3 separate regions of the Homo sapiens genome follow, and regions 1 and 2 are each linked to region 3. The links are chromatin contacts, found by Hi-C or POLR2A ChIA-PET in ENCODE. All regions are on one chromosome and are shown on one strand. Each heading gives the region's core, a stretch centred on a gene start or an enhancer-like site at or near the end of the contact. The rest is flanking DNA. Distances are from core to core; before and after follow the strand shown. Region 1 overlaps INPP4B (inositol polyphosphate-4-phosphatase type II B). Region 2 overlaps INPP4B (inositol polyphosphate-4-phosphatase type II B). Region 3 has its middle 25 kb from the start of LINC02432.

The links. Hi-C counts contacts between places; a loop is a spot of excess contacts on that map. ChIA-PET counts read pairs that join two places held with the same protein, here RNA polymerase II (POLR2A). Pooled maps may share reads with other maps.
Region 1: a loop to region 3 is called in a map of endothelial cell of umbilical vein, with 16 times the contacts of the local background. The contact joins two enhancer-like sites. A Hi-C loop is called at or near these places in 2 of 168 maps with a recorded cell type or tissue (GM12878 and endothelial cell of umbilical vein), 7 of 37 single-sample maps with no recorded cell type and 11 of 50 pooled maps. POLR2A ChIA-PET finds 5 or more read pairs at or near these places in 1 of 52 experiments (activated CD8-positive, alpha-beta memory T cell).
Region 2: a loop to region 3 is called in a map with no recorded cell type, with 5 times the contacts of the local background. The contact joins two enhancer-like sites. A Hi-C loop is called at or near these places in 1 of 37 single-sample maps with no recorded cell type and 3 of 50 pooled maps. POLR2A ChIA-PET finds 5 or more read pairs at or near these places in 1 of 52 experiments (CD4-positive, alpha-beta memory T cell).

The regions. Positions count from the first base shown.
Region 1 is chr4:142,349,622-142,352,321 of GRCh38, reverse strand. The region is part of intron 7 of INPP4B (inositol polyphosphate-4-phosphatase type II B); the gene reads left to right. Among named protein-coding and RNA genes, the nearest start is that of INPP4B, 500 kb to the left of the region's middle. Within about 2 kb of position 1,271, at least 4 of the 41 ENCODE cell types and tissues checked have a DNase peak (open chromatin) inside an H3K27ac peak, as active enhancers do.
Region 2 is chr4:142,407,692-142,410,391 of GRCh38, reverse strand. The region is part of intron 5 of INPP4B (inositol polyphosphate-4-phosphatase type II B); the gene reads left to right. Among named protein-coding and RNA genes, the nearest start is that of INPP4B, 440 kb to the left of the region's middle. Within about 2 kb of position 1,316, at least 2 of the 41 ENCODE cell types and tissues checked have a DNase peak (open chromatin) inside an H3K27ac peak, as active enhancers do.
Region 3 is chr4:141,306,028-141,308,727 of GRCh38, reverse strand. No RefSeq gene overlaps it. Among named protein-coding and RNA genes, the nearest start is that of LINC02432, 25 kb to the left of the region's middle. Within about 2 kb of position 1,352, at least 3 of the 41 ENCODE cell types and tissues checked have a DNase peak (open chromatin) inside an H3K27ac peak, as active enhancers do.

The DNA of each region.
Region 1 (2,700 bases), core at 22-2,521, 1.0 Mb before region 3:
TTTCACTTTCTTTTGTTGTCTTAATACTGCCAATTGTGGAAGAAAGCCATTTGGGAAGTATTTGTGGTGCTTTCTTCAACTTGATTAGGCTTTGCTGCCAGGGCCTTCGTTGTACTATACAGGAATTCCTGTGATTTTCAGGAACACAAAGCGGTCTTTAGAAACACATTCGCTGGGCAGACAGGAGGGAAAAACACACTATTTGGCCAACCAGAGGAAGAAAGCTCATGTCTGGAAAATTTTACTGAACACCCCATCAGGAAATTCATTACTTATATTCTAAACAGCAGCTTCCGAGATCTGTTTTTATATTTATAGAATATCTGGCAGCAAGCAAATGTAAAAGAGAGCTATATTACATTTAGTATTTTGCTTTTGCTTTTTCAGTTCCACTTTTAAAACTATATAGGAAATAATGAGCTCACAAGTATTGTTTTGGCATTCTTCAATGTGCTCACATTTAACAGATCATGACCATTTATTATACTACAAGAATAACAATACATTTTAACCCCAACTCTTAATACTATTAGAAATTATTGAAATTGAAGAGCCTTGATGTGAAAATTAAGCTGGGGCTTTGTACAAAAGATCTGACTTTAATAGCCATGTTCATCTTGGCCAACTTATTTATTTTCTACGTTTCTTGACTGGATATGTAGAGCATTTAGGAGAAGAATTTTATTCAGTGTCCAAAAGGAAGTAGTTTCTATGGAAAAGGTGCTATAAATGGATTTGATAACTGAGTCCAAGTCCCAGGTTTTTCTCTTATCAAGTGATTAACAAAATGTTACCCTTTCTGAAATGGGGACAAAAATGCTTTCTCTAACAGCCCCTATAGGGTGATTGAATCAATCAGGGTCCATCAGGGAACAGAAACCACGCCAGTTATTTGAACATAGATATTAAATGTAAGTAACTGTTAACTAGATATAAGATTGTTGTTAATAAAATCAATGAAAGGGTAAAAGAGAACTACAAATAATCACAGAAGTGGCAACTGTAGGATGCAGCTTCCAGCTCTAGAGGTAGGGAATAGAGAGAAGACTTTGGAGTTATTAAAACTTAGATCTTGGAGGAAAGGACTAGTAGAGCTGAAATTTATCCCACTAATGGTGAACTTGGACAAGACCCATAGACCTGAAATTCATTCTGCAGAGGGAACATGGGTCAGGCTAGCTCTAGTATCTCTGAAAGCCATGCAATAGTACTGCAAATGTTGGAAGTATTGCAAACTGGTTTCAGCTGCTATTACAGGAAGGAGCAGCTGCTCCTTGGGCAAACAAAACAGCTAGGGTGATGCTGTTAGGAATAGCAGGCAGTCAGCTAGCCCATAGGAAAACAATATTTCTTCTTTCTTCACCAGGCTTTTCAGTTTCCATCTGGGCTCCCTGTTAGAAGAGCCTAACATAGAGCCATCAGAGTCAGGATAAACATGGTTTTGAGAGTCTCAGCCATAGCATCACAATGAAGTTTACAGAATGGACAAATAGATTTGGAGCTGAGAGATAATTTCTTGCACAGCTTTATGTAAAATGCTTTCCAATGTAGACAAAAGTAAAGTATAATTTTGCAGTGTAAAGGTAGAATTTTATTTTCATTAACATTTTTGCTCTTTTAAATCTTGGAAAATAACAGTGGCTTAGACATTCTTAAATGACTTCTGTGTTGTAAAATATCTTACCAATAGCAGGGTACTTGAAATTTACACCACACGAGGCCTTTTGGTTGAGGCTCAATGGTTTATGAATAATATACTTATTCTGCTATAGTAAAGTAAGGATTAGAACATTAATGCAGAATGAGGTAAACCTAGGGGAAGGGGAAATGTGGTGAGAATTTGAATTACATTAGTATTGGTGGTGTGTAAGGAAAACTGATGTAGGTCTTAGTTTTTTGTTTTACCAAAGAAAATAATTGGAAGAATGATCACCAAGAAGAGAGAGGTTGAATATTATGCATTATACACTCTGACTTATCTTTAAATTATCATATAGAAGTGACAACTGCAACATGGACAGCAATTATTGAAGAGAAAATGGTACAACAATGATTCGATTTCTATTTTTTTGCTCAAATAAAGCAAGGACATACAATATGTTCTTGAAGTACCATTACAAATTACATCTCTGAACACTCAGAGAAAGGCTAATAGTGCAGACTGTTCTTAATAGTGGAAAGCAACATACAATTCAAGTTCTTCAGCCTCATATCTCATGGTAATTTTCTTTCTTATGTCTTATTGCATTCTAAGCGCCGAAGAGGTAGCTTTGATTGTGGTGATAATAGTCTGTGTCCTAAAGCAAGACTATTTTTAAGGCAATAGAGTACCTTTTTAGAAAACTCTTTATCTCTGTCATACATTAAAGAGAATAAACAGATATTCAGTGGTTTGATAGTGGCAGTAATGATGGATTTTTTTTTTTTTACAACTTATCTGACAGTATTGGTTTCAGAAAGATCTGGAATTACTTGAGCATAAAATTCTTGCTTTGTCTATTTTAAAAACTATAGCTGACAAATAAGCTCATGTGTGATTCTTTGATTCTTGGGGAGGGAAAGAATCTAAAGATGTGCCTTTTATGAGAACAGCTCTTGATATTACATTCAGATAGTGATTAACATTCTTCCTTTTCACAAAATTTCTGTTTCAAAGAGAAGAGTATTTTGTGGATATATAGGAAATCTTCATAAAATATT
Region 2 (2,700 bases), core at 67-2,566, 1.1 Mb before region 3:
GGCAAGAGAAAAGACCTCACTTCACAGAAGAAAGTTTTCTTAGGGGGAAAGAGATGGTCACTTGGGGTTGACCACCAATTCACAGTGCCTCAGTGGTTCACACCACCACTCTCGTGAAAGCCTGGGGCAGGCATCTGCTTGTTGACACCCCCCTTGTCTAATGTATGCTTTACAACTACTTGAATTCGAGCAGTGTTGCTGAACTCAAAAGCACCTGAATGAACAGTTGTGTTCTACTTCAAATTGATTATTGCTGAGACTGAGCTCTCTGATGTGAATCAAGAGGTATTTTTAGGCTTCCAGCCAAAATTGGTTGGAATGATAGAAATGATCATGGACTCAATAGCCTTCACCTGATTTTGAAATAATGGCCACAGGAAACAGAAACTGATATTTTATAAAAAGCAGTATTTTGGTATAGACAGTATCTTTGATTTCACAAAAATCCTGAAGAGTCCCACCTTTTAGCTCTGGACTCTCCAGTGAGAACTACTGGAGCAGAAGAAAATCTGTGCCCTCTTCCTAAGAGGCTAGGTAGTAGCTGTAAGCGTCAAGACTAGAATTTGGCAATTTCTATTCCTCAGAAAAACTTCTGGCCAAATCTATCAAACAGATGTATTTTGTGCAGCTGTTCCAGTGTTCACCTGCACAGTGACTGGGGATTTCAAGCTTTGGAGAAATCCTAAAATCAAGGACACAGTGGGCCTTCATTTTTTCAGGCAATGACTTTGTATAGAGGTTCCATCTTATGACATAGTGTAAGCTTTCCAGTTTGTTCAGTGCCTAGCCCTCCCTGGACATATTGAGTCTTTATTTGTTTATTATTTTTTGAGATAGAGTCTCAGTCACCGGAGATATTGAGTCTCTTTATTTATTTATTTATTTATTTATTATTTTTTGAGAAGGAGTCTCGCTCTGTTGCCCAGGCTAGAGCACAATGACGCAATCTCGGCTCACTGCAACCTCCGCTTCCCGGGTTCAAGCGACTCTCCCACCTCAGCCCTCCGAGTAGCTGGGATTAAAGGCACCCACCACCATGGCCAGCTAATTTTTGTATTTTTAGTAGAGATGGGGTTTTGCCATGTTGGCCAGGCTGGTCTCGAACTCCTGACCTCAAGCAATCTGCCCTCCTTGGCCTCCCAAAGTGCTGGGATTACAGGCGTGAGCCACCGCATGTGGCCCCCTCCATTTATTTTTATTATTATGCTTCCACTGAGGATTTCCTTCTCGTAGAGTGAAAACTGCCTGGCTCCTGTACAAATATGAGCTGGGGATGCCTGTAGGCATCTCACTCACAGCTACTCATAGTAGAATGTGAACCCTCATGTTACTAGTTACCATAGCAAAAGTAATCAGGAAATAAAAAGTCACTTATTGCTCTTTATTTTTTTTCTGATGACAAGTCACAAATTATGGTTTAAAAATATATTCCTTCTGTATTATTATTTTTCCCACATTTCAATAAAAAATACACTGGATACAAGCACACTAGAATCCCCATCTATCAACATCCTGCATATTTAAACTCTTCTGAGGTCTAAGAACACTTTTAAACAATTCAATACTAAGCAAAGCCATTAAGAAGGCAGAAATTAAAAATCTACTGATGAATGAAGGATTGCAGTAGCATTTGTTTGTTACTGACCATTAGATTGAAGTGGGTAGAATTCTTAAATAAACAAAACGAAACAGAAGCAAAATCCCAAAGCATTGCTTTCTTTTAGTCTTCTGAGCTGATGAAGGCCACAGATGCAGGCCACTCCTAGAGTAGAATTATATTTGGTTAATGAGCAGTGGTAAGTATAGCTGGAAGACAGATATAACTTTTTATTTATTTATGAGACAGAGTCTCATTCTGTCACCCAGGCTGGAGTGCAGTGGTGTGATCTCAGCTCACTGCAACCTCCGCCCCTGGGGTTCAAGCAATTCTTGTGCCTCAGCCTCCCAAGTAGCTGGCACTACAGGAGTGTGCCACCACGCCCAGCTAATTTTTGTATTTTTAATAGAGATGGGGTTTCGTCATGTTGGCCAGGCTGGTCTGGAATTCCTGATGTCAGGTCATCCTGGCCTCGGCCTCTCAAATTGCTGGGATTCCAGGCATAAGCCACCTCACCCATTCACTTTTTTTTTTTCCTGAAAACAGATTTTTCAGGATTCTTTATTGGCTGCTAAATAATTCTCATACGGATTAGATTTTATAGTGATCATATGAGTAATATCTTCACAAAACAATCCAATCACTCATTATTTATCAGCCGTCTGGTGGGACTGATTCAGTATGTACAGATCCATGATGTGAATAGGTTTCACCTTATGAAATGCAATGACTCATGTACTAATTTGGTATTTATGAAGAAATATTGGACCTGGTAACAGCTTTTAAAAAGCTGAGTATGACTGAGTCAATAAAAACAATTTTACACAATAATAAAACACCAGATATTGGTAAATGTTGATATTAATATATATTAGTATGATATTAGTAAACTTTTTTTTTGCATAGAAAAGTCCATTTATAAAAAGGCCCAATTTCCTCACTTCCACCCTGAGAGGTAGGTAGATAGATGAGGCAATTAAGTGTCAGAGTTTGTGACTTACTCAGTGCCACAGAACTAGAAAGCAGGAAATCTGGGAGCACAGCTTAGGAATTCTGCCTGATCTCGGGTTCTCTCCAGGATATCATGCTGCATAAGACTTAGG
Region 3 (2,700 bases), core at 103-2,602:
GCCTACAACATAAGAGTTTCTTCTGTTTAGCACCATCAAACACTCTCGTGACTGCACATATCAATAACTTTAAGAAGTTACCTTCTCCCCACTTGGACACAGGGTGGGGAACATCACACACCAGGGCCTGTCGTGGGGTTGGGGGAGGGGGCAGGGATAGCATTAGGAGATATACCTAATGTAAATGACGAGTTAATGGGTGCAGCACACCAACATGGCGCATGTATACATATGTAACAAACCTGCACGTTGGCACATGTACTCTAGAACTTAAAGTATAGTAAAAATAAATAAATAGAAGTTACCTTCTCCCTTTTTGGAGGGCAATTTGACCACATCTATTAAAACTTTAAGTGCTCATAAAATTTGACCTTGCAATTTTACATCTGGCATCCATCCTACAGAAACACTGAAGTCTGTGCACAGAGTTACAAACACAAGAACATTCACTTTGCATTATTTGTAATAGTGAAAATTGAAAACCTTAATGTTTCATCAGTATAATGGTTAATTAATTCATGATAATCCATATTACAGATAGTTATGCAAAAGAAGACCAATTTGAACTCATGGAAACAGTGACACGATTTATGGTTAAGTGGGGGAAAAAACTAGTTTCAGGATAATATGTATGGCAAGATCCCACTCTTGGAGAGAAAAAAAGATATATGTGTACAGTGTATGCACCTGTGTCTGTAAAGGCCCACAACAAAGTCATCAAACTATTAACAGCAGTGGCCTTTGAGAAAGGGAGTGTGAGTGGAATGAAGAGGCCAAAGAGAGAATACAGATTGCTCAGCACTTCATAGTGTGATTTAATCTTTTGTAATAATAATGCATTTGTACATTTCCTATGTGACTTTTTTTAACTAGAAAAAATAAACAACAACAAAAAAAACAAGAAATACAGAAATGTGGTTGGCCTAAAAATCTTGGGTATTACTTCTTAATTTTAACAAAAATGTTCTTACAATCCTAGTCTGGTTGCTATTCCAGCCTTTCTAAATTCCTGACCTTCACTGCTCATCAAATTCTAATTAACCTTGTGGTTCCCCAGAGTCTTGCAGGTGTCCGGACCGGCTGGTGTCTCCTGGAGCAAACCAGCCCTCCTTCTTGTGGTAGGCAACTGCCTGGGTGCTAACTCCTCGGTGACAGCAGTGTAAATGATTCCATTGGTCTTCTAGGAGGCAGGAACTTCACAGACCTCAGTGCATAATAACAAATTCAATGCTTAACAGGACTTGTCATGCATGGAAGGAGCTGCGGTCGCCACCACAGTGGTCACAGGACCACAAGTGTGAAGTGAAGAGCTGGCTCTGACAGTGATTGCTCTCTCTAAACAGGTCAGGGTTTGTTCTGCCTCAGTACAAACAAACAGTGCCCTCTTCTGCCCAGCAGCAGAACTTCTCTTCAAAACCATCACCTTGTCAGAGTATCTGGAACTTTCACCCTGTTAGGTTGTTCACTGCAAAATGAGCCAAAGAAACTGGAAAATAACACTGATGAGGGAGAGGTCATCTGTCGGAAAGCTGTCACTCTGATTCTGCCCTAAATTCATGTCCCAATTTTACAAGCATTCTATTTTAACCGCAGAGAAGATGAAAAGATTTAAATAATAGAGTAAGTTACATCTATCAAACTGGCCAAAAAAAAAAAAAATTTAAGTGCTTAAACTTTGTATTGCTATGATAAAATATTATCCATGGTATGGAATATCAGTTCAAGCTTTCTGAGAAACAGTCTGGCAGCTGGTTACCATTTTAAAAATATCCTTTATTACATTTTAGTTCAATAATTATTTATTTGGGAATATTTCATGAAAAAAATAGACACAAAGACAATGAAGTAATTTACATAAAGATGCTTAGAGCCATGTCATATTTCATTATTATATACTGAAAAACTGGAAAAACTCAAGTACAAATGGCAAGCAGTAAATAAATTGTTATATGAAGTACAATATAGTATTACAATGCTTTACTATAAAGCCATTATGAATTGTAATTTCAGGCCAGGCATAGTGGCTCATGCCTGTAATCCCAGCACTTTGGGAAGCCGAGGCACGTGGGCTGCTTGAGCTCAGGAGTTTGAAACCAGCCTGAGCAACATGGCAAAACCTCGTCTCTACAAAAAATACAAAAATTGGCCACGTGTGGCGATGCACGCCTGTGGTCCCAGCTACTCAGGAAGCTGAGGTGGGATGATTGCTTAAGCCCAGGAGGTTGGGCTGCAGTGAACCTAGATAGCACAAATGCACTCCAGCCTGGGCGGCAGAGTGATACCCTATCTCAAAACAAACAAAAAATGGTAATTTCAGGGACTGACATAATAGATTTACTGTATATATGATACTGGAAAAACATAGAATACAAAATGATGCTCATACTCTTACTATAATGCAAGTGTATACAATGGTAAAGGATTTTAGAGTAAACAGAGTTTAGTATACACTCTTATATCTAAAGATAGTTCAGTATGAAGCAATATAGAAAGGTAGGAGAGGGAAAGAAAGCAAGACAGAAAACAAAATCTATTAGCTATTGTGTCATGCCTCATTTCTAACTGCCTCATCTCAAAGTATCATTTTCTCTGTTTTGGAAGCCAGAGAAATCTATTTTACTTCACTAATAGTTTGTAAAGAGAGAGCATATCACTTATTAATGTATAAAAAAGCAAAAATAGCTTTAGAAAGAGTTGCCA